2 separate regions of the Mus musculus genome follow, and region 2 is linked to region 1. A link is a loop called in an ENCODE intact Hi-C map of the cell type or tissue named here. Cell type or tissue: heart. All regions are shown on one strand. Links, peaks and the distances in the headings refer to the core of each region. The heading gives the core; the rest is flanking DNA. Region 1 has its middle 23 kb from the start of Cd84. Region 2 holds the start of Igsf8 (immunoglobulin superfamily, member 8).

What was found. Peaks named below come from ENCODE experiments on the same cell type or tissue, not always from the same donor. Only the 100,000 strongest peaks of a DNase experiment are listed, where the experiment ranks them.
Region 2: a loop joins it to region 1, with 4 times the contacts of the local background. A loop is called at or near these places in 4 of 42 quality-filtered maps.

Annotation. Positions count from the first base shown.
Region 1 is chr1:171,808,222-171,824,337 of GRCm38, forward strand. No RefSeq gene overlaps it. Among named protein-coding and RNA genes, the nearest start is that of Cd84, 23 kb to the right of the region's middle. In heart, for the core only: a CTCF peak has its summit at 7,741 (motif pointing right); no DNase peak of the experiment used is centred there.
Region 2 is chr1:172,301,323-172,317,438 of GRCm38, forward strand. Igsf8 (immunoglobulin superfamily, member 8) reads left to right here and starts at 11,045. Exons shown (of 7, transcript NM_080419.2): 1 at 11,045-11,271; 2 at 14,829-15,206; 3 at 16,033-16,116. The coding sequence starts at 11,214. In heart, for the core only: CTCF peaks have their summits at 4,514, 8,515, 8,999 (motif pointing left) and 10,160; DNase peaks (open chromatin) are centred at 8,549, 8,919, 10,189, 10,939 and 4 weaker places; H3K4me3 peaks cover 3,104 bases; H3K27ac peaks cover 4,197 bases; H3K27me3 peaks cover 464 bases.

The DNA of each region.
Region 1 (16,116 bases), core at 3,686-11,685:
GGGAGAGAGGGAGAGATAGAGGAAGGAAGGAAGGAAGGAAGGAAGGAAGGAAGGAAGGAAGGAAGGAAGGAAGGAAGGAAGGAAGGAAGGAAAAAAGAAAAATTGATGGAAAAATAAAAAGAGGGGTCACCTTGGGCACAGAGTCGGCGGACACCCCCAAGGTCCCCTAGAGGACTCTCCATGAAATCTTAGGACCACCAGTGAGTGGAACACAACTTCTGTTCCAATCCAATCGCACACGCGGGACCTGAGACAGCATTAGGGAAGCAGAAAAGCCGGCCTGACCAGGGTCACAAATCCCTTCCGGTCATTTCCAGCACCAGGTCACCTGGGCGTGGAGTCTACAGACACCCCTAAAGGTCCCTAAAGGACAGCTTCTGAGGCAGATCCAGTTTCGGGCTCCAGATATCCAGGCACCTTCCCTGCCAGAGGAGAGGTGTCCGCCCTGCCCAGGAGGGCTTTGCTGGAGCACCTGGGGGCGCCATCTTGGTTCCTGGATCCGTCTGAGACTAGTCTGTGCAGGCAAGAATATGGACTACAGAAGCTAACAGCTTCTGGGACAGACCAAAGTGACACAGCTTCTGGGACAGGCCCTGTTTCAGGTCTTCATCTTCTGCCAGGAGGCAAGTCTGAATGCCAGATATCTGTGCACCTTCCCTGTAAGAGGAGAGCTTGCCTGCAGAGAGTGCTCTGACCACTGAAACTCAGTGGAAGAGCTAGTCTCCCAGATCTGCTGATAGAGGCTAACAGAATCATGAGAGGAAGAAGCTCTAACCAGAGACAACTATAACACCTAACTCCAGAGATTACCAGATGGCGAAAGGCAAACGCAAGAATCTTACTAACAGAAACCAAGACCACTCACCATCATCAGAACTCAGGGTTCATGCCTCGCTCAGTTCTGGGCACCCCAGCACACCCAAAAAGCTAAACCCGGATTTAAAAGCATACCTCATGATGATGGTAGAGGACATCAAGAAGGACTTCAATAACTCACTTAAAGAAATACAGGAGAACACTGCTAAAGAGTTACAAGTCCTTAAAGAAAAACAGGAAAACACAACCAACAGGTAGAAGCCCTTAAAGAAAAACAGGAAAACACATCCAAACAGGTGATGGAAATGAACAAAACTATACTAGACCTAAAAAGGGAAGTAGACACAATAAAGAAAACCCAAAGTGAGGCAACGCTGGAGATAGAAACCCTAGAAAAGAAATCTGGAACCATAGATGTGAGCATCAGCAATAGAATACAAGAGATAGAAGAGAGACTCTCAGGTACAGAAGACTCCACTGAGAACATCGGCACAATAATCAAAGAAAATGCAAAATGCAAAATGCAAAAAGATCCTAACTCAAAACATTCAGGAAATCCAGGACACAATGAGAAGACCAAACCTACGGATAATAGGAGTAGATGAGAATGAAGATTTTCAACTTAAAGGGCCAGCAAATATCTTCAACAAAATTATAGAAGAAAACTTCCCAAACTTAAAGAAAGAGATGCCCATGAACATACAAGAAGCCTACAGAACTCCAAATAGGCTGAACCAGAAAAGAAATTTCTCCCGACACATAATAATCAGAACAACGAATCTACTAAATAAAGATAGAATATTAAAAGCAGTAAGGGAAAAGGATCAAGTAACATATAAAGGCAGGCCTATCAGAAACACACCAGACTTTTCACCAGAGACTACGAAAGCCAGAAGATCCTGAACAGATGTTATACAGACACTAAGAGAACACAAATGCTAGCCCAGGCTACTATACCAGCCAAACTTTCAATTACCATAGATGGAGAAACCAAAGTATTCCACAACAAAACCAAATTCACAATTTATCTTTCCACGAATCCAGCCCTTCAAAGGATAATAACAGAAAAAAAAAATACAAGGACGGAAACCACATCCTAGAAAAAGCAAGAAAGTAATCCTCCAACAAACCTAAAAGAAGAAAGCCACAAGAACAGAATGCCAACTCTAACAACAAAAATAATAGGAAGCAACAATTTTTTTTCCTTAATATCTCTTAATATCAATGGACTCAATTCCCCAATAAAAAGACATAGACTAACAGAGTGGCTACACAAACAGGACCCAACATTTTGCTGCTTACAGGAAAAAAGACAAACACTATCTCAGAATGAAAGGCTGGAAAACAATTTTCCAAGCAAATGGTCTGAAGAAACAAGCTGGAGTAGCCATTTTAATATCGAATAAAATCTACTTCCAACCCAAAGTTATCAAAAAAGATAAGAAGGGACACTTCATACTCATCAAAGGTAAAATATTCCAAGAGGAACTCTCAATTCTGAATATCTATGCTCCAAATGCAAGGGCAGCCACATTCATTAAAGAAACCTTAGTAAAGCTCAAAGCACACATTGCAGCTCACACAATAATAGTGGGAGACTACAACACACCACTTTCATCAATGGACAGATCACAAAAACAGAAACTAAACAGGAACACAGTGAAACTAACAGAAGTTATGAAACAAATGGATTTAACAGATATCTACAAAACATTTTATCCTAAAACAAAAGGATATACCTTCTTCTCAGCACCTCATGGTACCTCCTCCAAAATTGACCATATAATTGGTCACAAAACAGGCCTCAACAGATACAAAAATATTGAAATTGTCCCATGTATCCTATCAGATCACCATGGACTAAGGCTGATCTTCAATAACAAAATAAATAATAGAAAGTCAACATTCACGTGGAAACTGAACAACATTCTTCTCAATGATACCTTGCTCAAGGAAGGAATAAAGAAAGAAATTAAAGACTTTTTAGAGTTTAATGAAAATGAAGCCACAACATACCCAAACTTATGGGACACAATGAAAGCATCTCTAAGAGGAAAACTCATAGCTCTGAGTGCCTCCAAAAAGAAACTAGAGAGAGCACACACTAGCAGCTTAACAACACACCTAAAAGCTCTAGAACAAAAGGAAGCAAATTCACCCAAGAGGAGTAGATGGCAGGAAATAATCAAATTCAGGGGCGAAGTCAACCAAGTGGAAACAAGAAGAACTATTCAAAGAATAAACCAAAGGAGGAACTGGTTCTTTGAGAAAATCAACAAAATAGATAAACTCTTAGCCAGACTCACTAGAGGGCACAGGGTCAGCACCCTAATTAACAAAATCAGAAATGAAAAGGGAGACATAAAAACAGGTCCTGAAGAAATCCAAAACACCATCAGATTCTTCTACAAAAGGTTATACTCAACAAAACTGGAAAACCTGGATGAAATGAACAAATTTCTAGACAGATACCAGGTGCCAAAGTTAAATCAGGATCAGGTTAATGATCTAAACAGTCCTATATCCCCTAAAGAAATAGAAGCAGTCATTAATTGTCTCCCAACCAAAAAAAAGCCCAGGACCAGATGGGTTTAGTGTAGAGATTTATCAGACCTTCAAAGAAGATCTAATTCCAGTTCTTCACAAACTATTCCACAAAATAGAAGCAGAAGGTACTCTACCCAATTCATCCTATGAAGCCACAATTACTCTGATACCTAAACCAGAGAAAGTCCCAACAAAGATAGAGAACTTCAGAACAATTTCCCTTATGAATATCGATGCAAAAATACTTAATAAAATTCCTCGCTAACCGAATCCAAGAACACATTAACACAATCATCCATCCTGAGCAAGTAGGTTTTATTCCAGGGATGCAGGGATGGTTTAATATACGGAAATCCATCAACATAATCCATTATATAAACAAACTCACAGACAAAAACCACATGATCATCTCTTTAGATGCTGAGAAAGCATTTGACAAAATCCAACACCCATTCATGATAAAAGTCTTGGAAAGATCAGGAATTCAAGGCCCATACCTAAACATGATAAAAGCAATCTCTAGCAAACCAGTAGCCAACATCAAAGTAAATGGTGAGAAGCTGGAAGCAATCCCACTAAAATCAGGGACTAGACAAGGCTGCCTACTTTCTCCCTAGCTATTCAACATTGTACTTGAAGTCTTAGCCAGAGCAATTAGAAAACAAAAGGAAACCAATGGGATACAAATTGGAAAGGAAGAAGTCAAAATATCACTTTTTGCAGATGATATGATAGTATATATAAGTGACCCTAAAAATTCCACCAGAGAACTCCTAAGCCTGATAAACAGCTTCAATCAAGTAGCTGGATATAAAATTAACTCAAACAAGTCAATGGCCTTTCTGTACACAAAGGATAAACAGGCTGAGAAAGAAATTAGGGAAACAACAAACTTCACAATAATCACAAATAATATCAAATACCTTGGCATGACTCTAAGGAAATGAAAGATCTGTATGATAAGAACTTCAAGTCTCTGAAGAAAGAAATTAAAGAAGATCTCAGAAGATGGAAAGATCTCCCATGCTCATGGATTGGCAGGATCATTATAGTAAAAATGGCTATCTTGCCAAAAAGCTAACTACAGATTCAATGCAATCCCTATCAAAATTCCAACTCAATTCTTCAACCAATTAGAAAGAGCAATCTGCAAATTCATCTGGAATAACAAAAAAACTAGGATAGCAAAAACTCTTCTCAAGGATAAAAGAACCTCTGGTGGAATCACCATGCCTGACCTAAAGCTGTATTACAAAATAATTGTAATAAAAACTGCATGGTACTGGTATAGCGACAGACAAGTAAACCAATGGAATAGAATTGAAAACCCAGAAATGAACCCACACACCTATGGTCACTTGATCTTTGACAAGGGAGCTAAAACCATCCAGTGGAAAAAAGACAGCATTTTCAACAAATGGTGCTGGCACAACTGGCAGTTATGTAGAAGAATGCAAATTGATCCATTCCTATCTCCTTGTACTAAGGTCAAATCTAAGTGGATCAAGGAACTCCACATAAAACCAGAAACACTGAAACTTATAGAGGAGAAAATGGGGAAAAGCCTCGAAGATATGGGCACAGGGGAAAAATTCCTGAATAGAACACCAATGGCTTGTGCTGTAAGATCGAGAATCGACAAATGGGACCTCATAAAATTGCAAAGCTTCTGTAAGGCAAAAGACACCGTCAATAAGACAAAACGGCCACCAACAGATTGGGAAAGAATCTTTACCTATCCTAAATCAGATAGGGGACTAATATCCAATATATATATATAAAGAACTCAAGAAGGTGGACTCCAGAAAATCAAATAACCCCATTAAAAATGGGGCTCAGACCTAAACAAAGAATTCTCAACTGAGGAATACCAAATGACTGAAAAGCGCCTGAAAAAAATGTTCAGCATCCTTAATCATCAGGGAAATGCAAATCAAAACAACACTGAGATTCCACCTCACACCAGTCAGAATAGCTAAGATCAAAAATTCAGGTGACAGCAGATGCTGGCGAGGATGTGGTGAAATAGGAACACTCCTCCATTGTTGGTGGAATTGCAAGCTTGTACAACCACTCTGAAAATCAGTCTGGTGATTCCTCAGAAATTTGGACATAGTACTACCAGAGAATCCAGCAATACCTCTCCTGGGCATATATCCAGAAGATGTTCCAACTGGTAAGAAGGGCACATGCTCCACTATGTTCATAGAAGCCTTATTTATAATAGCCAGAAGCTAGAAAGAACCCAGATGTTCCTCAACAGAGGAATGGATACAGAAAATGTGGCACATTTACATAATGGAGTACTACTCAGCTATTAAAAGCAATGAATTTATGAAATTCCTAGACAAATGGATGGACCTGGAGGGCATCATCCTGAGTGAGGTAACCCAATCACAAAAGAACTCACATGATATGTACTCACTGATAAAGTGGATATTAGCCCAGAAACTTAGAATACCCAAGATACAAGATACAATTTGAAAAACACATGAAACTCAAGAAGAACGAAGACCAAAATGTGAACACTTTGCCCCTTCTTAGAATTGGGAACAAAACAGCCATGGAAGGAGTTACAGAGACAAAGTTTGGAGCTGAGACGAAAGGATGGACTATCTAGAGACTGTCATACCCGGGGATCCATACCATAATCAGCCTCCAAACGCTGACACCATTGCATACACTAGCAAGATTTTGCTGAAAGGACCCTGATACAGCTGTCTCTTGTGAGGGTATTCTTGGGCCTAGCAAACACAGAAGTGGATGCTCACAGTCAGCTATTGGATGGAACACAGGGCCCCCAATGGAGGAACTAGAGAAAGTACCCAAGGAGCTAAAGGGGTCTGCAACCCTATAGGTGGAACAACAATATGAACTAACCAGTACCCCCCGGAGCTCGTGTCTCTAGCTGCATATGTATCACAAGATGGCCTTGTTGGCCATCAGTGGAAAGAGGCCCATTGGTCTTACAAACTTTATATGCCTAAATACAGGGGAACACCAGGGCCAAGAAGTGGGAGTGGGGGGGAGAGTGGGGGAGATAGCATTGGAAATGTAAATGAAGAAAATACCTAATTTTAAAAAAGGGAAAAAAGAGAAAAAGAAAAAGAAAGCAAGACAGAAAGAAGGAAGGAAAAGACAGAAGAGATGGAAAGAGAAAATGAAAGAGAAAAGAAAGACAGACAGGAGGAAGAAGAGAAATAAGAATGAAGGAAGGAAGGAAGGAAGGAAGGAAGAAGAGAGAAAGAAAGAAAGAAAGAAAGAAAGAAAGAAAGAAAGAAAGAAAGAAAGAAAGAAAGAAAGAAAGAAAGAAAGATGGAAAGAGAAAAACAAAGAGAGATGGAAGGAAGGCAGAAGAGAAAGAAGGAATGAATGAAGGGAGAAGGAAAAGAAGGAAGGAAGGAAGAAAGAAAGAAAGAAAGAAAGAAAGAAAGAAAGAAAGAAAGAAAGAAGGAAGAAAGAAAGAAAAAGAAGATGGATAGAGAAAAAGAAAGACAGACAAAAGAAAGGAAGAGGAAAAAGAAAGAAAGAAAGAAAGAAAGAAAGAAAGAAAGAAAGAAAGAAAGAAAGAAAGAAAGAAAGAAAGATGGAAAGAGAAAAACAAAGAGAGATGGAAGGAAGGCAGAAGAGAAAGAAGGAATGAATGAAGGGAGAAGGAAAAGAAGGAAGGAAGGAAGGAAGGAAGAAAGAGAAAGAAGATGGAAAGAGAAAAAGACAGACAGAAGAAAGGAAGAGGAGAAAGAAAGAAAAGAAAGAAAGAAAGAAAGAAAGAAAGAAAGAAAGAAAGAAAGAAACAAAGAAACAAAGAAAGAAACAAAGAAAGAAAGAAAGAAAGAAAGGAGGAAAGAGAAAAAGAAAGAAAGATGGAAGGAAGGAAGGAAGGAAGGAAGGAAGGAAGGAAGGAAGGAAGGAAGAAGAGAAAGAAGGAATGAATGACGGGAGAAAGGAAAAAAGAAAGGAAGAAGAAAAAAGAAAGAAAAACAGAAAGAAGGAAAGAAGATCAATGTTCTAAATAAAAACAAGCTCCACACATTGTCTATATGAGAATAGTGGGACAACGGCATCTAAAACCCCCCATGGCGTCCCCATTATCTCTCCTACATCTGAAGGATGTAGATTTAGTCATGTACTTGCTGAAACTGTAACTAGGTTCATCTTAGCTCAAGACACTTAACAGGCAGGGGAGGGGTAGCTGCCCTACCCCCCGCAGATAAGAAGGCCTAATATGGGTTGGTGACAGGATCTAAGCATAGTTAACTGAGGTAAGTCAATTCACTGAAGAATTCTAGCTGTGCTCACTTTACAGATAGTTTCTAATGTCATGCTATGGCTTGTCGTAATGGGTTGTTCTGCTCATTTAACAGCATCCCTGTGTTCTACCACTAGGTGTCAGTATCACATCCTCTATTCTCCCTCTGTATGCGTGAAGAAACCGTTCACTGCCTAAGGTGTGAGGCCCAGAATCTGAATCCCAGCAGTGGAGCTACACTGAGAACAGGCAGTAAAATAGTCACGTGGCACTTAACAATGAAAATAATTTCTTAGAAGTGTGTAATTGGACGATTTCACTGTTTTTCAACAACCTTAAAATATGTTTCACAAGCCTAAATGGTATAGTTGACTACATGTCTATGGTGTGTGTGTGTGTGTGTGTGTGTGTGTGTGTGTGTGTGTGTGTGTAGCTTATTGCTCCTCAGCCCATACTGAACAAAATAGATTAGATCAAACACAAGAGAAAAGCTATACACTCAAGAAACACAACACAAATTGATGAGTGGCTGTTGCTATGCTCTGTGCACTGCCTGACTGTTGATAGCAAAACTGCTTAACAAGTGAAAGGCAGAAATGCTAAAACACCAACCAAGAATTATAGTAGAGTAAGCACATTAACTAGTATCACACTTGTTATCAACTATAATGTGCTCTGCATGCATGCATCCCCGGATTGTCTCGGACCTGCCAGCAACCTAAGTAATGACACAGAGACCTTTTATTAATTATGAAAGCTTGGCCTTAGCTTAAGCTTGTTCCCAAGTAGCTCTTACACTTAAATTGGCCCATTTATATTAATCTACGTTCCGCCTTGAGGCTCGTTACTTCCTGAGTACTTGGTTCTTCCTCTACATCTGGCTGGAGAATATTCCACATCTGACTTCCAGAGTTCCTATCTCTCTGCCCGGAAGCCCCACCTATCCTTTCCTGCCTTGATATAGGCTGTCAGCTCTTTATTAAACCAATCAGAAGTTATTGAAGGGAATGTTTACAAAGTATTTTTTTGCACCCAAGAGAAAAACAATACTAAACTCTGGACTGTAATCATGCTGGTACAGAAATCAACATTTGAATAATATAAAGGCAACCTTTATGCAGTGCACAAAAAGATTACTCCAGCATGTATATGTTCTATAGGACTTACAGTGTGGTGGGTTTGAGTGCACCAGGATCATTGCAAATGTGTGAATAATGTACTGTGCAAGGGTCCTCCTGCAGTCTTATGGGGCCACTGTTGTATCTGCAGTAACTTGACCAAAACCTTGTTATGAAATACGTAAGTTAGTTATTACAAGAAGGTCACTACAGTGTTTTCTGGGACGCACTAGAAAATAAAAGCAGAAGTTGATAACGTTCCCACAAAGACCATAGCTGCAATGTGCAGTCACGTCAATGCTAGGAAGTGTGGGGACCTAGGTAAACAGAAGTCAAGAAGGTAAGATTGTTTTTTTGTGTGAAGTTTGGTCTGGCTATGGAAATGCAGAGAAATTTAATGAAAAGACAAAAGAATCAGAAATAGAACCACTATATGACATTCCCTTCATTATAAGATCACTTGAAATCACAGAAAATAAGGAAAGATCCAAAGGAAATAAAATCGTTACCTGCCTACCCCTCACTGACTGCAGGACTCCGGAGAGCAGCCTGCACCTCACCTGGGCAACAAAGTAGAGATGGCCCTGGTAGTGGGGAGATGAGTGAGCTGGCCCCAAGGGTGTGAAAGCCAGAGAGCTTGCCCTGGCACAGGAGAGGTGGCAGGCCAACCAACATAGCTTCCACCTGGATCCAGATCCAGAACTCTGAGTTAGTCCACCCCAACATCCTCCCCATCCATGAACTGCTGGAGCCTGTGAAGGGGCCGGTCCTGCAGATCCAAAGCTGCAAGATCTCCACTATACAGGATAACAACAGAGCATCCAAGAGGAGCTCGATGAGGATTCAGTATTGATAGTGTAGTAGAAGTCGGATACCTCAACCAGACCAAAGACTCACTGTAATGAACATTTGCAAGTTAAGCTGTTTGGGTAAAAGTGTGTACTGTGTGATACACCACAGCTTCCAAGGCAAGTTTTGTTTGTTTGTTTGTTTGTTTTCATTTTCTTTTTTTTTCTTGTGAGGAGCGGTTGCAAAGGCAGAGAGAGGGTGGGTATGAAGGGATGGAAGCTGAGTGGAATTGGGGTGCATGATGTGAAATTCACACACACACAAAAATCAATAAAAAGGTTTTTTTTAATAGTGATCTGTACAAGAAACTGCCCAAGGAAGCTGATACGATCAGATCATAAACAGACTAGAATTGTATGATATGATTTGGAAGATAAGTAAATGAAATGGGAAAATTAAAAATCAATAGAGTGTTGGGTTAAACAAGTAGTGGTACATTGTCAAAGTTCTTGCCTTTATTTACTTATTTTGCCCCGAAGATCCTCATGCTCATAGATCAATCTTTAGATATAGACAGTCAGGGTTGGGAGGGATCATAGAGGCAACCAGGGCCTGGCTAAGCTCCTCAGTCTTGTCCACAACATGGCTGACATCACTGCCTCTGGTAGTGAGGAGACCTTCACTCTCCAGTAGCGCTGATTCCATTGCTGACCTGCACCACATTCGATGGGCGCAGCTGATAGTGAGGGTAAAGTCAGTAAGCAAGAGTAGGAGATAAAGGAGTAGAGTCAGGTGTGCTGAATGAGAGAGAGAGAGAGAGAGAGAGAGAGAGAGATTATAGTACTGGCTAACCTTGAACTCAGACTTCCTGTCTCAGGCTCCTGAGTGTGAGATTATAAACATGTACCACTATATCTGTCTTGAAAATATCTTAAGAAATGTAGGTGTGGAGAGTTGGCTCAATGGATAAAGCATGCTTGCTGCATGGGCCTGAGGATCAGAGTTTTGACCCCTTGCACTTGGATGATAAAGCTGGGTGGGCATGTTGAGTTCCCTGTAATCCCCACACTGGGGAGACAGACAGGGTCCAGGAATTCCCCGGGCAAGCCAGCCAGCTAGCTATACAAGCTGAAATCTAGGTTTAGTGAGAGACCTGGCCTCAGTAAATAAAGCAGTGAGCAATCAAGGAACCTGATTGACCTAACCTCCACACACTCCGAGTACCTGCTTTTACACACACATGTACCCCCATATGTACAGACACCTGTAAATGCATGCATGTCTCACATCACACATGCCCACTTACACACAAGCACACTTACACACACACACACACACACACACACATGCATATACACACACAGACTGATAGCCTCAATCCCTTAAATAAGCAGTGAAAGTTTTAGCAGTCTTTATAATCTAACCCTGACTCTATGTAGTCATCTTTTACAGCATAGAGTCATTCCATCAGTAGAGACTTCACTGACAGCTCTCCTATCCACCCCTCACTTACTCCAACTCAGGGTGAGAACCACAGTGCATGCCTGGAAAGACAACTGAGCAAGCTCCGCTCAGTCCTTCTGTGCTGTCTGCCTCAGAGCCACCTGCATAGACTCCTGTCTACTAACTACTACTTGCAATGTCACATGAGTCACTGTACTCACGTTGGGCATCTTGTGAACTATTCCCCTGAGTCTCCTCTCCCCACCTCATCTTCTTCATCGGAATGAGAAGGATGGTCTAATAGTTACCTAGATCGGTGGTTCTCACAGTCCTAATGCCCTGATCCTTTAACACAGTTTCTCATGTTGTGCTGACCCCATCATAAAATTATTTTTGTTACTACTTCATAACTGTAATTCTGCTACTGTGGTGAATCTTAATGTAAATATATGACATACAGGATTTCTGATAAGCTACCCTTGTGAAAGGGTCATTCTACCCACAAAGGGGTCACGCACATGGGGTGAAAACCACTGACCTAGAGGGGTTTGTTGTTTGGTTTTGGTTTTGTTTTTAAATACCAGGCATGGTGCTGAGTGCCAGCTACGTCTGTCCCCCTCACCTAGTCTTATTCGACAAACTTTTTTTTTTAATAATGGAGTTGAAACTTTTTCTCTACCAATGTGATTCTTCTATTTCAAAAATCAATTCCAAACTCAGGAAGAGTAAAGACGGCATCATCATTTAATGCCCCCTTCCCTGCAACTGACTTTGGCTAATGGGTAAGCTTGTCTTTTACAAATTTAGTATTTATTTTCTTTCTCTTAGCTAGGTATTCTAAATTCTTAAGAAAAGTCATATGTTATTGAGATAATCACTATTGTTCCAGGACAATGGAATGAGAAATTGTCCTTAAGGATTCCTAATCAGTAGTATTTCTTTAAGTGTATGGATCTGAAAGCAACTGGTAGTCTTCAGATAACATTAACACTAATAACATTAATGTACACTGAAGTCATAGACGCTGCAGGCTTAGTGATTATTCTGATGGCCACTCATCAGGTGCTGGAGATACACTGTTTAGATTTCTATATAAGCATCACTTGAGGTTCTTAGCTAAGGAGGCTCTTAAGACTGAGCCTTAGAGCAATAACAAAACTGTTGCACGCTCTCAAGTTCTCTATCCACGCATCCTCCACTCTTCCTCGGACTGCCTTTCAACAACAGTTTCTCCTGTTCTATATGTTATAACAATGCTTCCGAAAGTGTGCCTGTTCTTGCCCTAGCTATTTTTGATAATAACCTAACTTCTCTTTCACATGACAAGTTTTCAAATATTTGACAATAGTTGTCATTGTTATGTGACCAGTGATCATGAATAATCATGAGTTTCTCCAAGTTCATGTCTTCCATTCTTAAAATGCACTTGTGAGAGCTAAGCATATAATTCCTGTGGCTTTCTTCTCCCTTAAAATCTGTTGTTTGTTTAACTATCCAATACATGTACAGATGTCTCTTCATCATTCTTTTTTCTGAAGATCACATTTTATAAACACATCCTGCTTGCCAATGTGTCTCAAAACTTACTATTTAAGACTGACAGTGTTTCCAGTGTAAAATATGTCCAATTTTAGGAGGTTGTGGAATCTTGAGGAAGTAGAGACTAGCTAACATAGGCCATCGGAGGCAGGCATCATGAAATATAGCCCATCCTTTGCTTCTAGCCCAAGTCCTCTACTTCCCAAACTATCAGAAGAAAAATGAATCCATGTGCTCTGTCTTAATAATCCCTGCCATGATTTCCCTACCATGACAGACTGTGCTTTCTCTTAAATTGTTTCTGTAATATTTTATGACTGAAATGGGGAAGGAAACTAATAGGGGAAAATGGTACCAAAAGTGGGGTTGTTGCTGTGACAAGCTTAATGAATAAGACTGGTAGACTATCAAAAGACTAGAATGCTAGTAGAAATAAAGATAGTAAGGTCTAACTCATAAAATTTTACACGGGGCCATTGATGTATATTCTGTCAAAGAACATGACTGACTACATTCTTCCAGTGCCCTGAAAAATCTGAGTGAGGCTAAAGTTAAAAGCTGAACTAGTTGGTTTGGCAGAGGGAGTTTCAAAACAGCACAGCCTTTGAATTGTGGCATTATGGTTGTTTATAATTCAGCTCTTAGGCCAAATTATAGTGTGAAAGGGGAGAAAATATAGTGGAAAAGATGTGAAAATGGCAGTTGGGTGAGGAAAGAAGCATAAGCAAATTTAAAGTTACTGACAAAGCAGAAGTAGTGGTTAAACAGGTGAACACAAACAGAGACGCCTTGATCTCTTCACCACTGGATGCCACCCACTGAGAGCTCCATTGTGTAACAGTGAAAGCTCACTTGAGAAACTTTCATTTAAAAGGAAAGTGGCCAAACTGAGTTTGCTGCAGTAGTAATGTCACAAGCCAACAGGGTCACCTAAGGAAATGCTTACCCATATTTGGCCTCACAGGGATTCAAAGATCACTACAGCTGTGATTAAAAAAGGGGGTAAGGGAATTGGACCACATTTAGAACTTGACAGTGGCCACCACATAGTGATAGTCTGGCTAACATGAAGATGGCAAGAGTTGTTAGAAGTTGTTAGATCGTTGAGGCTTGTACCAAGATATAAGAAAATTGCTACTGAAAAGATGGCTCAGTGGTTAAGAGCACTGACTGGTCTTCCAGAGGTCCTAAGTTCAATTCCCAGCAACCACATGGTGGCTCACAACCATCTGTAATGGGATCTGGTGCCCTCTTGTGTGTCTGAAGACAGCCACAGAGTACTCATATACTATAATATATATATATATATATATATATATATATATTAAGAGAAAGAAAATTAGCCAGGCGTGGTGGCACATGCCTTTAATCCCAGCACTCGGGAGGCAGAGGCAGGCAGATTTCTGAGTTCAAGGCCAGCCTGGTCTACAAAGTGAGTTCCAGGATAGCCAGGGCTATACAGAAAAACCCTGTCTCGAAAAAAACAAAAAAAGAAAAAGAAAATTGTTGAGACCAATGTGTCAGGGTTTGATTTCCTATGTGGAACTCCTGAGTGGCCTGTGCATGGAACTGTGAAGGGAATTATACATGAGTTCCAATAGATCTCCACTGTTGTAGATGGATGCCAGGAACATGAGACAATCACTTAAGGAAGAATGTAAACATCTAGTATATCCAGTTCAAGAGAGAGGGTCACATGTACTGCAGACAGTAGGTCTATAAAGATGGGGCTATCTAAGCCCATTGGAGCCCAGATATAACCCCCAGAAACCCAGGGTATTGGGCATAGAGTTTCAGGGTTTAGTATTTATTCTGTGGAGTTTCCGTCATGATTTGGTCTGGTATTGCCATTCTTTGGGGGATGGAGATGTTTTACTATGACATTATAAAGTGGAATTATGTAGTGTGATTTTTTTTAAAAAAAAATTGTTTACAGGGGCTCACAGATAAAGATTGCCTTGAATTTCAGAAGAGATTTCAGACCTTGGACATTGTTGGAACTGACCTTTTGATATTGATTTGAATACATTTTGAATTATAAGAGGGCCATGAGATGGAGGAGTGGGGTGTATGACCACTTGTTATAATTCAAGTTTAAAATGTCCCCTATAGGGGTCACAAGTTTGAAAATGTACTCCCCAGGTGTTGGGAATATTTGAGACGATTGTAGGATGTGGAGATGGGGCCTAACTAGAGTAAGAGCATCACTGGGGTAGGGGGTGGGGCACAAAGTCAAGCCTGCTTCTGCTCTAAACTCTCTCCTTCCCCGTCAACAAGACATGAGGATGCCCGCTGCTTGCTCTTTTGCCACAAACTCTGCTATGATTGCCGTATCATGACAAACTGTGTCCTTTCAAACTGTGAGCCAAAATTGACTCTCTTCTCCCTTACATTGTTCCTGTCACAGCCTCTTTCTGCTTTGTATCTCCCTATCCTCCCTTCATAGACAGCCATTCACTTAACAGACATTCATTCCATCCCGTTATGAGGACTTCTGGCCTAGAGATAATAGAAATAAAACCAAGCCCATGAATATGAAACAAGGCTTTAACTGGCAAGTTAGGCTTTCTTTCTGAGAGAAGGAAGACAAACTGAGAGAGAATTCAGGCTGTACTTCCCTCAGAAAAGCAGAAGCAAGCCTGTTATTCATGTGCATGGGTTGTAGGACTAGAGTAAACTTAAGCATTTTCCACTGAATCTGGGAACTGGTCAGACAGCATCCTCTTTCTGCCTAAACAACTTCAAAAAAGGGCAATCAGACTATCGCAAGAATTGCTCCATTTCTTCTCTTGAAGAAAATACACACCATGTTTTTAAGGTTAAAGGCCTGGAAATTTGCTTTAATTTTGTCGTTTAGTGGTGTTTCCCAAGAACCATCCGATTTGCTCTTGGACACTATCATGGCACAAAACTCTTCTTGTGGTAAATTACAATTACTGAGAGATACACATCATACATTCAGTGGATTACAAACCATGGAGGGAGTTGCTGTAGTGCATCTGTCTTTTGCTCCCACAGTGACTGAGAAACTCAGACCATGCTTTCAAATGGGTAATAGGTCATGAGTTAAGGCCAGAGGGCATGTCTACTCTTTCTTTCTATGGCCATCTTTGTACTTATTATTTTTGTGTCCTATGACCATGATATATGGCAAAGGTGTTATAAGGAAAGAAATATTTATTTTGGTGCATTTTCAGAAGGGTTTTAATCCATCATGGAAGGAAAGAAATGTAAAATAACTCAGATCATGGTAGCAGGAGTAGGTTGTGTGGACTGGTCACATAACATTGAACCAGGCGCCAAGAGCAAGGCAGGAGCTATGGGCAGGATATAGTCTTCAAAGGCTCCCTCCTAGTGACCATTTCAGCCAGGCTGGCCTCACTTCCTGAAGTTCAGCAGCCTCCAAATACCATTACCATCTGAGAAACAAATATTAGCATAAACCTGTATGGGATGACCAGGTGTGAACCATTACAGTCCCTGACCATCTCATAATATGTGTCCTTTGGTTCATTTTGTATACATTTACTTATTTGTGTTTGCAAGTATGTGCATATCTAAAATTATTTTAAAGTTATATAAATAGATATGTCACTCTATTTCGCAGGTCTTTAG
Region 2 (16,116 bases), core at 4,472-12,471, 490 kb after region 1:
TGCGTTACTGTGGGTGTACGTGAGAGTCCATGGGAGAGTGTGTAAGGGGGAGGGAGGGTGGGCGCTCAGCTGCAGATGGACTTGTAAACGAAACAGTTTTGTTTCCTAAGTGACTGGCCTCCTGGGGCCTCCAGCCCAGACTTGAAGGTTGTTTCAAGATCATGAAAGAGAGAATGGGAGGGACAGAGGGTGGGAAGGAAGAGCTGGGAGAGACTCCATCACTCCCCACCCCCACCCCCACCTCCACCCCTGTTCCTCTCCTGCCCCCGCCCCCTCACCCCACTCCTCTTCTCCTCCATCCCTCTTGCTTGCCTCTCCTGCTGCCAGCCCCCTGGGCTGTCCTGTCTCTCCTGGTCCCTGAACCTCTCATCTTCCTTTCTAATGTAGTCTTGTCTCAGCTGCCAGACTTCTGGAGCCTTCTGGAGTGTGGGTGACATTTTTTTTTCTTTTCTTTCAAAGAAAGACCCCCATGGGGTGAAAAATTAGTTGGGAGACTAGAAGGCCCAGGATGGCCTTAATTAATGTCTCCTTTTTTCCTAGCTCTCCGCTCACATTCCCTCAGACTGTAGTGGCCTGGCTCCAGGTCACAGATGTAGCTGCCCCAGGCCTGCTACTACCTCAGTTTCCCCACTGAAGTACAGGGACTGTGTGGGTTTTCTTCTCTTTTCCCTGATATTGGTTCTCCTGGCTAGCTCGTGGGTCTCTCTTTTCAGTGTACTTGGTGTAGCTTCTAAAAGTTCTTTTCCTTGGACTCTCCTGCCGTCCGCCATCTTTAATCCCCTCCCCCATGGTGTTCTTGTCCTTTTTTTGATTATTCAAAATACATTGTTTAGAATTGGGAAAAGAGAAAGATAAAGGCACTGAGAAGCGGCCTCCTGGTCTCCTGTATCCTAACCCATTATCTCTTTGCTTTCCTTGCTTCTCTGGATCCAGAAAGGTCTGCATTGGATTCCCATCCAATGGGACACACAGGTCGGGGTGTTAAGGATATTGAAAAAGAAAAGATTTTTGTGTCTGCTGTCTTGGGCTCAGTGGTGCACCTGCCTTTCCTGAGGCCTGAGTCATGGACTGGTGCGGTGCACACTTGCCTAAAAGTCAGGTCCCAGTGGTGCTACTGGCCACTTGGATGACCTTGGGCAGGCTGTCACCTATTTTGTCTCCCGGGTGACAAGGGGTGCCAGAAAGCCTGTGAGATCTCCTTTCACCTCTGGCGCTCCCCAAACTCTGGGCTACTTCCTCTTACTCATGCCTAGCTCAGGGGAGCAGTAGCCTGCAGTTCCCCTGGGCTGAGAGGAGACAAGGGGGCAGTTGTTCCTGCCCAGCCTTGTTAGTAGGTACAGGTGTGTCTATTTCAATTAATGTGAGTATAGGAAATGAGTCTGAACCCTTTAGCTCTTGGCATAGAAACAAAGGAAGGCCTGTTTGGTTTTGGTTTTGTTTTATTAGCAAAGATGACCTCTATATTTTACACAGAGCCACCATGGAGGTGGGCAGGGTCTGGGTATTCTTTTGGACTAGGGATCCTGGCATCTCTTGGGTGGTATTCAGGGAACATATAACAGGCGAGCCTGTCTTCGGAGATCTTTTGGACTGTGGCGATATGAAAGGTGTCAGGGAGGAGAGGGTTAATGGGGCTTGCTGAGTTTGGGGGCAGGGGTCACAGCTGGGCCCTGCAGGGTTCCTGTTTGCCTTTGATTCCATCTGTGTGGGGAAGGAATGGTCCCCCAGCCCCCTGAGGTAGGTTTGCTTTGGCTGAGGATCTGACCCAGCCGCTGGCCCAGAGCTTCCCCACCCTCCCATTCCTCCTATCAAGGGGCAGCCTGGCCTGGCCCCTAGCCTCCTCCTTCCTGCCTGCCTCCTTCTTCCCTTACCATGCCCTTCCTCCTCAGCCAGCATCGAGTTCCGTTTTTCTGCTTGTCCCCTTTGGCATTCTGTATGCCCAACAAGGACAGGGCGCCCTGTAAACATCTGGCACGCCGAGCCATGGCCTCTGTCCTATGTAACGCACTTCCAGAGTTCTAGGGAGGTTGACCTCCTCTTTGCCTCAGTTTCTCTTAGAGTCCAGGATCTTATCCCTAGAGGAATATGGCGTAATCAGCAGTGTGTGCTCCTTGTGATGCTATCGAGCCACTGAGACATTCAGTCTGTACTTGTTGAGACCTTACTGTATGCCCCATTCTGGGCCAGTACTGGAAAGACCACCATAACCCCGAGTCACGGTTCCCACACTTACAGTCCTTTTGCTTCGCACCCCAGCCTCCAAACCCCTCCACCCCATTCTTTGACCCTACTTCCCCAGAGTGGGTACTGAGCCTTTGAGATTTCTCCATTTCCTTAATCTTCCTGCAACTTCTCCACTGACTGGCTAAGTGAAGGATTCTCATCCTAGCTTTAAGTTTAGGTGCCAGGCCTGGACCTTACCCCAAGGTTCCCACTAGACGTGGCATCTGTCCGTACCCTGACATTGGATCCTCCAGACTCCGAAACTAAAGACGACGCATGTTAATTTAGTTCTCGTACCAACTCTGCTTTACAGATAGGGAAACTGAGGCACCCAATCAAGTGGGGGATCTGGGACTCAGACCTAGTCTATTTGGCTCTAGGGGCTGCAATGGTAACAAGAAAGAGCACAGATGATAAAGGGGAGGGAAAGAGAACAACAGCGCTCTGTGAGCTAGGCGCTAATGCCTGCTGATTGCACATGGTTAGACTAGAAGGTGATATCAGCTCCAAGATGAGAGAGATGATGCTCAGCCGGAAGAATCAAGAAGGTCTTCACGGAGGAGGTGGCCTTTTAATTGAGTCTTGATAGATAGGAGAGATCTGGCTCCGTGAGACGGAACCCTGTAGGTTCGGGACATCAGGGGCTGCAGTAGCATCCAGAGTATAGAGGAGAATGTGAAGTCAATCTGGGAAGTGGATACAGAGAGCCTCGAATGTCAGACTAAGTGTTATCCTAAATGCCAGCATTCTGTTAAAAAAAAAAAAAGAAGAAGAAGGAAAATAAAAACCTGTGATGCTAAAAGTCACCTGGATACGTGTTAAAAATACAGAACAGTGGGGCCAGGCTCAAAGATTCTGATTCATGAGGGCGGGGGTGGGGAGTGGGAGTCTGTATTTTTACCACCGAGAAAGTTTGAGAAATATTGCTATAAACAATATGGAGACATTTAAAGTTTCTGAAGAAAGAAATCATCTCATTCAAATTGTACCCTGGGTAAGACTCCTTTGATTGAAGGGGGGGGTGTGTGTGCGCACGTAAGCGCATGGGTGTGAGGTGTGGGGCTGGAAGGAAGAGATAGGAGCTATCAGGGAGAGGGTGTGGCAGGAGAGGAGGTGGGGGGGGAACAGCAGGGGTGAGCATTCAGGACTCCGTAGCTGGTTGCTTGCCAGGGCAGGGGAGGAAAGACTTGTGGAGTGGGGGTGTTGCGCAGCTCTGACTGTTATGAAGTTGGGAAACAAGCTATCACATCCCTGTGGTGGGTTGTGAGGCTGAGGTGTTGTGTGTGGTCAGGCTGCAGGAGGGGCTTCTTGAATAGATGAGACAGGACTGGACCTCCGCAGGGAGCATGGGCTGTGGAAGTCACCTGCATAGAGATGACCATGGAGGCAGAGGTCACTAAGGTGGGGGAATCTGGAGGACAAATGGCAAGAGTCTTAGGAAGAAATGTGTTCAATACTTAAGCCAAAGATGAGCCTAGACCAGCGGCTCTGAACCTGTGGGTCATAACCCCTGTGTGGCTAGAAAGACCTTTTCATGGAAGTCACACATCAGCTATCCTGCATATCGGAGATTTACATTCTGTCTCATGACACTAGCGACTTTACAGTTGCGAAGTAGCAAGGGGCATAATTTTATGGTTGGGGGTCACCACAGCATGAGGAACTGTATTAAAGGATTGCAACATTAGGAAGGTTGAGAACCACTGGTCTAGAAGATGGTGAGGTAGAGAAGCCAGAAAGATTGAGAGAGCTAGACCAAGCTAAGGACCTAGAGTTGAGAGAGGAACCGTTATAAGAGCATAAGAAAGAACTCTAAAAGCCAAGTTCCAGTTGACAAAGGGAAATGAGGCTGGTTACTTCTTTTTTTTTTTTTTTTACCTCAGACACCTCTGAGGTGACTGTTGTGACCTCTAAGGAAGCCATCTTCATGGCAGGTCAAACCTGGAAACAACAATCTTCCCCCCCCCCCCCAACCTCATTCCACACTAACAGGGCATGTGGTGAGGAAGCTGGAGGCTGAAGCAGGCCACCTTCTTTCAAGAAGATTGCTTTAGGAAATAGAAAGGAAAGAAGACAGTGGGTAACTGAGGAGGGGGTGTGAGGGATGCGGGGCTAGGGTCCTGTGTGGAGGACTCTCTTCTCCTGTTCACTGGGCCTACCCCACTGCCCATGTGCCATAGCACTCACCATAACTTATCTTCCTGACAATGACCAGGAAACAGTGAGGTCAGTGCGGCCATGGCTCCCATTATAGAAATAATGGAACTGAAGTTAGGGACAGTGCCCCCTGGCTGTGAGAACCAGGTCTGCCCAAAGCCTTACTGTCTAGCCCCGACATACCAGCCCCACCTACTCAGACCATACATTTTATGTTTGTTTTGGTTGGCCCCTTCATCCCAAGAACATCAAGAGGTAGGGTCCTCTGTGCCAACACAGTGCCAATGTAGAGTGGCTGGTTCTCCTTCTTGGTGTTCCCTGTCACCATGGCTGGCAGCTGGTCACACCTCCATACCCATGTCATGCCCCAGACACCAGTTTTGTGTCCACAAATGGAGTCAGAATGCCTAGAAAGTAAATCTCAGACTGACCACTAATTGGACAGAAGGTTTCCTGAACTCATTTACCCAGTCACTAACTCTGCGTGCAGGGCAAAAATGCTTAAGGAACATAGATTATTACTTTCTGCCCTCGATCTCCAAGGTCCTAGCCTTTAGAGTGCAATTTCTCTTTCACTGGATGTGGTCTCCAGCACCTTCCCTCTTTGGAGCACAGAGCCTGCCCTTGCTAGGTTGCCCAGGAAGCGGTGTGGCTTGATTTTTGAGCGACAGATGTTTGAGTTCTGAAATAGGAAACTTTCATGTGTGGGTGGAAGTGGTCAGGGCGAGATAGAATCAGAGATCAGAGGAAACAGAAGTGTCCACCATGGAGGCCATGGGGTAACCAGAGAGAAAAGACTGATTTCCTCTAGTCACTCCCTGCCCTCACACACATACACACACACACACACACACACACACACACACACACACACACACACACAGAGGAGGAGGAAGAAGAGGAGGAGGAGGAAGAGGAGGAAGAGGAGGAAGAGGAGGAATAATTAGAATTGGCAGTGGCCTTGAGAAGCTCAGTCAAAATAAGAAGGCAGATTGAAACAAGCTCTGTATATACAGTTCAATGTGGAAAATGCCATCCGAGGGCCAACGGCAGATGTTGTGAGTGCGTGTAGAAATGTGTGTGCGCATGCGTGCGTGTGTGCGTGTATGTGTGTGTGTGTGTGTGTGTGTGTGTACGTGTGTGCGTGTGTGCATGTGTGTATACGTGTGTGTGTGTGTGTGTGTGTGTGTGTGTGTGTGTGTGTGTGTGTGTCTGGGTATTGAGGATTGTCTTACCATCGGGACCCAGCTCCCACTCGCTCCCATGGCCAGCACTCTCACCCCCACTGCTCCATCTGTTTCTTTGTTTTTGCAGTTTTTATTTCTGGCTTTGTTTTTCCGTTACTTTCCTAATAGAGAGCCTTTGGAAAAATTCCATCCTTGTTTCAGTTGGACCAAGCAAAAAGGGAATTGTCCACTCTTCAGCCAGAATAGCCAAGGGGTACTGGCCTCCTTCAGAGTCCAGGTGGACAAGTGGACAGGCAAGGACTGATGGGAAAGAGGCCGAGGAAGACGCTCAGCTGAGACCAGGGAGGTCTAAGCAGGAGCATCAGAGCTTGCGTGAGCTGGCTGGGCAGGCTGTGCATCCCACACCACCCCTTGCACCTCCCTGCCTTCTGTTCTGGTTAGAGGGGAGAACAGAGAAGCCCTTCCATGCTGGGGTGCTTTGGACTGGGTCTCAAAGCTCTTTCCTCGTCTGGGAGGCTGTGAGGAGCTGAGACCCCAGAGTCAGAAGTCTTTGGCGTGTGTACATGAAACCTGTTCTTCTCTCTTTCCCTCAAAGTCCCAGCACACAGCTCTCATTGTTTCCTCTTATCCGGGACCTCTAGCCCTGCACTGACTTATTCAAGAAATACTTATAAAACACCTACTGTGTGCTACATACACCATACCACATATATCACATACACCACACACACACATACACATATACCACATCACACACCACACATATCACACACACACACACACACACACACACACACACACACACACACACACACACACACCACATTACACACCGCACATACATCTCACACACACACATACATATACCACACCACACCACAACCATACATACATCACACACCCACCCACCACATTACACTATATATACACACACAAGGCACGCATATTCACACACACTGAATGTATGCAGGTCACCATACAGGAGAGGAGACATATGTTCAGGACATTTAAGCTCATTTGCCTGTGAGCGTTCCTGTTTATTTGCTATGCAAACTTGGGTAAATTGCACAAGGTCTCTGCTCCCGCTTCCTGGCTGTAACATGGAGGGAGGTAAGCACAGTTCTTAGCTTCCAAGGCTGTGGCGAGGACTGAATGAGCAAGCCTAGTGTGTACACAGCGCCCAACACAAAGCCGCCTTTCAGTCAGCCCAGCGTTTGTTCCTCACCTCACTCAGCTGGAGGCAGACAAACCCGTAAATGACCTGTTCTTCAAATTTGCCTCTTGCTCAACCTGGTGACTCAGAAGCAGTCACCTGGTGCTAACCACCTCTTGCCCCCGAGGCTCAACTAACACCCAGTCCGCAGAGCTGTCTACTGGACTGCTATTTCCTGACTTCATTGCGGCCTACTCTGCTCGGGATCTCACAGAGAGTGAGAGTGAGGCCTGCTTTTGCTCTTTGACACCCTCCAGATGGGATTCTGAACCAGCGGGTCCCTCTCAGCTGCCTGGGGACAGAGCACAAGTCCAGGGAGCCTGGGGGGGTGGGGAGTGGGTGGTGGGGGTGGTGGGTGGAACCCAGATACCTACACCATAGGGCTAATGAACACAGGCCTTGGCAGGGTAGAAAGCTGAGGGGGATTCCAGCTCAGAGGGATCCATGAGTAGCATTCCAAAGTGGGCAGCAGCTGGCATTCACTCTGGGAGAAGCAATGGCTAGGCCCACTCAGTGGGTCAGAACCAGGTCATGCCAAGGCCCAAGTAGTATAGTGGCTCCTCTATTCTTGAACAACTGTGCTGCCCGCTTGGCACTGGGCTTGAGAACTAGAAGTGTGAGCTCTGTCAGGGCAAGAGGAGGGACCAGGGCACACACACACACACACACACACACACACACACACACACACAGAGGGGGGAGAGAGAGAGAGAGAGAGAGAGAGAGAGAGAGAGAGAGAGAGAGAGAGAGAGAGAGAGAGAGAGAGAGAGAGAGAGAGAGAGAACAGTATAAGGCTTTACACAACTTGCTCAGGGGAGAAAGAAGTGGTAGAGTATGCTTGGGGGGCCACTTTGTGGGAATGTGTCTGGGTGTGTTTGATGCTTGCATGTTTGTGCTTGCTTACACACCTGCTTCATCCCCTGCGTGAAGTTGTGGTCCAGGTGATGGGTAGGGTTTTTCTCTTCCTTTGACTCTGACCCTTTCTGTAACCGCTCAACAATTCAGCAGAGAGAACTTCCCCTTCGGTTCATCAGTTCATCCAGGTGAAGGCTTTGTAAACACACACAGACACAAGACATTCTTGTGTGGGATCTTAGGCTCCCTCCGAGCTGGACTTTACACATACTAAGGAGGCAGGGGATACCATACCATTATGTGTGTGTTTGTGTCGTTTTCTTATTAGCTTAGTGGCTGGTGTGCTTGTCAGTGTGTCTCTATAGCTGTGTGTGTGTGTGTGTGTGTGTGTGTGTGTGTGTGTGTGTGTGTGCTGGGCTTATATTTCTTTTCTCTTTCTTTCTGTGATATTTGCTTTCACCACGCAACAGGCTAGAGGATCCTAGCTCAAATCTGAATTTGGACTCCAAGAAATCCAACACTGGACAGCGAGTCTAACACGCCTTAGGTCCTCCATGCCTCGGTTTCTATAGAGATGAGAAGTGCTAACCTCACAGGTTCTGGGAAAACGAAATCAGTTCACGTTACAGAGCCTGCACAGGGCAGAACACGTCACCTCAACAGTCTTGTCTTTGAACATGCTTCTCTCTGAGGGGCATTGTTCTCTTGCTGTGACTATAGCATATGACATTTCAGCCAGATTATAACTGTTTCAGGGAAGGCCTTGGGTCTTAATTACCTCTAACGATACTCATGACACCTTACTGTCATCTAGATGCTTCATACACATGCCATCTGGAGGCTGAATGTTGTTAAATAACCACATGGAACGAGACTGGTGACTGAAGTCTGCCCACATGTGGCAGTACGTGGAACTGTGGGTGGGGATCTGGTTTGATGGTCACAACAGTGTCCACGTCTCTACAGTCTCAGGCTTCCTCTCAATCCATGCTTTAGTCTAATCTTAAGTCTGCCTGGAAAGGTCTCTTCCTTTTTGCCTCACTCCACCCCAGAACGCCAGTTTCCATACTGCATAAGTCTGTGTGAGTGTGGGGTGTCCTCCAGTCTTTGACGTTGATCTGGCCCTCCTTTGCCGCATGTGCGTGTGTTTGAGCATTGCCCCGCTGGGTGTGTGCGCAACACCTTTCTGTGTGAAGCCCCTTGGTTTCAGTGGGGAGCCATGTGCCTGCATGTGGTGAGCCTCGTGCCTGGCGTTTACTCCCCTCCCCCAACTTTCCAAGTTACATAAGCATCTTAGGAGTGAGACAGTCCTGGACTTTGGGCTCCCTCTGCTGGCCACTGCTGGACTGCACAGTTTTGGGAGGGGTGTGTAAACGTTCTCCTAGCCCAGCCCCTAACCCCTGTGTACTGGCACGGGAGTCCCTTTGTCCCAAGCTACAAGGTAATCTCCTGGAAGAGAGCTCCTCCTACTCCATCCCATATGCTTATACCGAGTGCTGACTGTTAACTTGTTTATTCAAAACACGCAGGATATCCCTGAGAGTTGGGGACCTTGAAAGCCTTGCTGACTAGGGCACTACTAAAATCCAGTACAAGGTCTGGCCCGCTCAGTACCCTGCAACATGAATGAGTTTTCGCCCTTAACAGAGTGAACAGTGGAGTACAAGAAAAGATGGGAACCGTCAGACTTGAGGTTTTGTGGATTTGTTTTGTTTTGCTCTTTTGTTTGTTTTGAGACAGGATATATGTGGTTTTGGCTGGCCTGGAAGTCACAGAGATCCATCTGCCTCTGCCTCCTGCGTGCTAGGGTGTGCACACCAGACCTGAGCTTTAAAGTAACACTTTAGTTACCTTAAAATCTGTGTGGCCTTGGGCAAGACACATAACTATTTTAAAAGGCCAGGTCTCTCTTGTGTTAAATGACTTTGCTTGTAAAATAACCTGTAAAGTTTAGAAAGGATATCTTCAGGTGGTGGCGGTGTTATTGTGAAACCATCCCATAAATGGCTATGATGATGATAATCATGATGTTGTGATGGTGATGGTGATGATGATGATGATGACCGACTTTCAAACCGGTACCAGAAAGTCATTCAATCCACTCAACCTCCAGCTAAAGGGAGAATGCTTTCTCCCAAAGTCTCCCGGTAGCTTGCAGTTTTCACATGGCTCAACATGGCTTCTAGAGAAACAGTGTGAAGAAACCAGGCTTGGGATATATCCAGGTGACAAGGAGCAGGTCCCTTAGCCTCTTGCTAGGCAGTCTTGGGCGACCAGGGTTGGAGTTCTGACTTCCCTATAGATTCCCTATCAGTGTTTCTCTGTGGTTGCTGAATGTGGCTTCCACTGGCAGCCCCACGAATACGACTTCTGAGAAGAGGAAGTCACCGCTGGCCCGGATCTCTTTTCCTGTCTGTGCCTCAGTTTTCTCAATAGGAAGCAGTAAGCGAGGGAGCAGGGGTGAAGGGGACAAGTAGGGAATGGAGGTGAAGATCTAGACGTGTTCTAGGCCACTTCCCCCTAATGGGCACTTCCGCGCCCTGGTTTTGCAGGCTGAGCCGCCCCTTCTTCCCATCCTGGCCCCACCCTACTCTCCGCCTTTTTCACAGTTGGAGACATGGCTTTGGGAAGAGGTTTCTCTTCCTTTTTCCTACCTCCAGGCTAGCTCCACCTTCCCCAGCAAAGAGGTGTGTTACGTCCTCTCGTTGGAGACTCCAATTGGTAGAAAGCAGTTTAACGCAAAAACAAAACACCCCCATAGTTACCGTGTGCATGAAACGTATGTGCATGATCTCAGCTAATAATCGCCGTAACTCCTCGAGTGTTTACAATCTCTGTTCCGTACGTGGCGGGGGGGGGGGGGGAAGTGAGCTTGAAAGCATTGAGCTGAACAAGGATCTTCCAGCTAGGAAGTCTGGACCGCTAACCCACTTCCCTTTCGCTTTGCATTCTGACCGGGTATTAGAACAGATTTCCAGCGATCTTCCAGGACTCTGAAGCCCCTTTGGGTCCGCTTCACGTCCAGGAAACCGTGGGTCAGGCCATGCCTACATAAATCAGCAGGGTTTGCTGCCAAGACTCAGTGGCCCACATCACCCAATTGGATTCTGAGTGCGTAACCACAGTCACCCCATCATGCATCCCCAGAGGCCCTGCAAGCACCCCATTCTCCCTGGAAGGCTGGCAGGTGCAGGGCGGGGTGCCCTCTGAGCGAGGAAATGGGGGTAGAGGAGCCCAGGTGCCGCCAGTTCGCCCAGCCTGAGGCCAGAGGCGGAGCCACCATCAGGGTCGAAGTCTGGCCCAGGCGACGGCCTGGGGCGGGGCGAGGCGGGGGCGGGGCCGGGCAGCGGGGCGCGGCTGGGACTGGTCTCCCGAGCTGCGGAGGGCGGGAAGAGCGGCGGGAGGAGGGGAAGAAGGGTGGAGGGCGGGGAGTTGGCGGCTCCCGCTCGGCTGGGCTCTGCGCACCCACGCTTCACTGCTCCGCTTTCTGCCCCCCACCTGGGCATGCGCCCCCCGCGGCCCTGGCCCCCCAGAGCCCACGCCGCCCCCAGGAGTCTCCTCAGAGCCGCCTACGCAGAATGGGCGTCCCTAGCCCCACGCCGCTGAGTTCGCTCCTGCTGCTGCTGCTAATACTTGGTAAGCCAGGTGGTGGTCGCCGCGTCCCTGTCCCGGCCGGGTAGGTGCCTAACACCGTGCAGCCCACCAGCCCACCTTCCTAGCATTTCAGAGCTGGTTGCATCCCTACTTCTCCAACAGACGTGCCTCCACTGTCTCTGGGCTCGGCGTCTCGCTTCCTTTTGCGCCTGTCTGCCCAATCAGTTATGGGGAGGGTGGTGGTGTCCTCGCTCTAGGTTCCTAGCTGGGGCATATGGGCGACCTACTGAGGTATCCCCTGAGACACCATCGGGCCTCCGGAGGCAGGCACCACTTCTCATCGGTTACACCCAGCGTCTGGGGTCGTTGCTACCAAATACCGTGACAACCTTCTGCCCCACTCTCGGCTCAAGGCCTGGTTTTGGGTGTTTGCTCTGCGTGGGCAGTGCCTGGCGGTCTTCATAATTGCCTAGAGTTGGCTGGAGGCCCAGGGGCTGATTCTGACCACGATCTCTGAAAAAAGTCTCCCCAACACCCCCACCTCCCAATATAACATGTCACCATCTGAGGCTTCTTCCCTCACGTGTCTCCACCCTGGGCCAGTTCCCTCTTTGCCCTTCTTCCACGCTCCCAGATATTTGCCTGGTTGTCAGACTCAGTTGGTCCCAACATCCCTGCCTCAGGAGAAACCAGGCTCCATGGAAACTGAACCTGGGATCTCTAAGCACCCAGTGTCTGTCCTGGTGGGTGTTTATGATGGTGTGTTTTCTGGGCCAACCTTGCGTCATGTCTGGTGTGTGTGTGTGAGTGTGAGTGTGTGTGTGTTGAGGCCTGTGGAGGTTGCTAACATTACCATGTTTGGGGTCTGACTTGGAGGGCTCCCTGTAGGAGGTGTTCTGGGAAAGATATGGCATGGAGCAGTTGCCAGGAGACTGAAGCCCTTGAAAGGAACGTGTGTGTGTGTGTGTGTGTGTGTGTGTGTGTGTGTGTGTGTTATGCATATGGAGAAGATACTATAGTGGGGCACCCCAACCTCCTTCTCTGGTTTATACCAGAACTGCGCAGTGTTGTACAGAATGGTTCCTTGGGCTTCTTGGGGCCAGGATGAAAACTCCTTTGGGAACAAGGCGGGAGGCAGAGTGATGTAGGGAGTTGAAGGAGCTGTGGGGCTTGGTTGCCTAGCGATTGCTTCTTTTCCTTTGGGCTTAACCCGAGCAGGGATGAGCCCAGGGGTGGTTGGGAGGAGTGAGTGTTATTCAGGGGCGGGAGAGGAGCTGAATGTCATCTTAGCCCACTGCAGCCAGCACTGGCATTCACTTCACAGATGATGTGAAATACCACTGTGTATCCAGTGAGGGTGGGGGGTGGATTTGAACTCAGAACTGACTCCAAAGCAGACCTTTGGCTGTTAGAAAGGAGGCAGCCCAGCCATTGAGAACCTTGTAGCAGCCTATGTTCTGAGGCTGTGGGGACAACTTTCCCATGGGGATCTCCAAGCATCAGCTTGTGTGGAGCCAGGAAGGTGGGAGGGGACCTTCTCAGCAGAGTTTACCCATGGGCAGCCAGGATGGTGTCAGCTTGGCTGCCTTAACCATCCTCCTGATTATGAAATGTGCCTGGAGCGATATGTGCCTGAGTCACACACATATACTCACGGGTTCAACATCAGAACTGGGAGCTCTTAGTGCTGAGAGATAGAAACTGAGACCCAGGAGAGGAAAGGGTTGGTCCCATGTTGGCTTTCTGACTCTAGCCTCTGCTTCAGGCGGTGGTCATGTGTTCTCTGCGTGACGTAGCCAGAAGAAGGAAAGGAGCGAGAACTGTAGAGCAGGCTCTCAGGCTCTTGGGTGGTTTCCTCCAGGGCCAGTAGCAAGCTGTGGACTTACCCCTGGAAATCCGGGAAATTACAGTTTTGTAAACCAGGGCTCTCCTTGGAAGCATCTCCGCCTTCTTGGTTTTGTCCCTCTTCAGGGGTGTGTAGAGGCCCTCCAGAGAGGGCAGGGACTTGGCCACAATGTCACATTTCACTTTACTTTTCTCATCTAGAAGAGAGATGGTTCTCACGGCCAGGCCTTCCGTGTTGGCTGGGAGAGAGCTCTAGACTCACATCTGTGGTTAGAACCTAGTGGCAGTGCTCCCTAGAGGTGCTCTCTGGGAGTTTCTTCATTTCTCTCATCTGAGGAATGATTGACAGCCCTTCTTGCATTCTAGGGTTCTGCGGTCTTACCTAGAAGTAGTGGAGAGGAGAAAGAAGCTGGACAGTCCAAGGTTTTGGAACCGGCTGTCTGTTGGAACAGGGGGTGGGGTAAAATGGGTGGAGGGAGGGAGAGAGAGAGAAGGGGGAAGGGGGAAGGGGCAGCAGGTGTTTGGGGTCTCCTTATTGAAAGGAGGTCTATGCAAATGCTGCGCAGATAGGCAAATCATATGTAAATGAAAGCTTTTGTTTGGGGGGCTGTGCATAGTGCATCATCTGGGTTAGCCAGAAGGTTGACAGATTCTGGGGGCGGGGAAGGGATCTTCTGCCCCAGGCCTGGGCAGAGCCTGGTTCTTGCCCCAGAAGCCACAGCTGCCTGTGTAGCCTTGTGGGCTGGGAGAAGCAGTGAGCTCATGGCACAGCTGTAGTGGGGAGGGTATTGTGTAGTGAGGACTGACTAGGTCCGTGCCCTGTCCAGCATGGTGCCCCATCCAGTGCAGTACCCCAGCCAGCCTGGGCCACTGGCTCCATTGTCTAGCCCAGGTGACAGAGCTAAGCCAAGCAGCCTTTCTGTAAGATGTTGTCAGCTCCCCTCCAGCAAAAGGCTCAGAATCCCTTAGCTAGAAGTTCTTTCTGAGCCCGGAGAGACGCCACACATGGCAGGGTAGGAGCGATAAAGATCCAGCCACGAGCTGGAGAGTTGGGAATCAGGCATGCTTCTTTTATTTGTTATTTCCAATTGCATGTGTATGAGGGTCCACATGTATGCATGGGTGCAGGTGCGTATATGTGAGTGTCTGTGTAAAGGTCAGAGGTCAACCTCAGGGGTCATGGCTCAGGAACCGTCCACTGCATTTATTCATGTGCGTGTGCGTGTGCGTGTGTGTGTGTGTGTGTGTGTGTGTGTGTGTGTGTGTGAGAGAGAGAGAGAGAGAGAGAGAGGAGACAACTTTCAGGATTCAGTTCCTTCCTTCCCTTGAGGGGCTCAAACCCAGGTTGTCAGGCTTATGTGGCTACTCACCAGCCACCGTGCCAAGCTTTTTCCATAGTTGCCGGGAATTGAACTCAGGTCCTGATGCTTGCATGGAAAGCATTTTACTTACCGGGCTGTCTATACCCCAGACTCCGGATGGACTCCTCTGTTCATGTAGGTGCTCTGCCTCTAGTTAGCTAGAGTATTCCTCTGTTCAGGTGGATCTGAACCTACGTGATGTGCTGGGATGCTGGTGTCTCGTGTCCCATCTTGTGTTCCCATCTGTGTCTTCGCCCAGCTATGTTCTAACCATCCCTAGGTTTCCCTTTCCTTCACAGGCAGCAGTCAAGAATGGTGCTGATGATACTGGCCATCAAGTGGGGACTCGTTCTCTCTAAAAAGATTCCAGTTCTTTCTGCTTTTACCCCACAGGAACCAGGTGCTACGCCCGGCAGGTGCATGTCCCCAGGGGACCTCTTTACCGGGTGGCTGGCACCGCTGTCTCTATCTCCTGCAACGTGAGTGACTATGAGGGCCCTGCCCAGCAAGACTTCGAGTGGTTCATGTACAGACCAGAGGCCCCAGCTACGTCCCTGGGCATTGTCAGCACCAAGGATAGCCAGTTCTCCTATGCTGTCTTTGGGCCTCGTGTGGCATCTGGTGACCTGCAGGTGCAGCGCCTGAAGGGAGATTCGGTGGTGCTCAAGATTGCTCGCCTGCAGGCCCAGGACTCTGGCTTTTATGAGTGCTACACCCCCTCCACAGATACGCAGTACCTGGGCAACTACAGTGCCAAGGTGGAGCTGAGAGGTACTGAGCTCTGAGCTAGGTGGTGAGAGAGCCTCACAAGCACTGGGGTTATAGGTATAAGCCAGCACGCTCAGATCTATTTTTGCTTCGTCTTCCTCCTTCTCTGTCATCTTCTTCCTTCTCCTCTTCTCCCCCCACCCCCATCTTCTCAGTACTGGAAATTGAACCTACAGCGTGGAACATACCAAGGGAGCACTCTACTAAGCTATATTCCCTGTGTTGTCTTTTGAGGGCTCACTCTTGTAGCCCAGGCTAGCTTACAACTAGCCTAGGTTGGCCTGAAACTGGTGACAAAACTCCCACAATTCACTGTGTAGCTCAGGCAGTATTGTGTCAGCTCCGGTGCCATCAAGCCAGTCTTTCCAGCAGTTTTTTTTTTTTTGGGGGGGGGGGAGATGGGCTGAATCAGAAACTTTCCAAGTTGACCAGACCAGCACTGAACTTGTTCTGTAGCCCAGACGGCCCTTGAACTTGACTCTTCTGCCTTAGCTTCCTGGGTAGTTGCGATTATAGGCCGGCACCATCAGGTCCAGCCTCTTAGTCTTTAGAGAAGGAAGACAGGATTACTTTTTTGAGTATTTAAAATGGGTCAGTCTTAGACATCAGAGTAGGGGTCAGTAGGCTTGCTCTGTGACATTCAGCAAGTAGTTATTGAATATCTTGATGTGCCCAGACCAAGCTTGGCATCTCTGCGGTATAGAAGAAAGCTACAGAGCACAGTTCTTACATTCTAGAAGCCTATAGAGTGTGTAGTGAAATAGGATACACACAGGAAACAGGAGGGATGCTGCTCCAAGCCCTCTCTCACTAAAGCCTTTCTCTCCAGTTCTTCCAGATGAGCTGCAGGTATCTGCTGCCCCTCCAGGGCCCCGAGGGCGCCAGGCTGCCACCTCCCCCTCACGCCTCACAG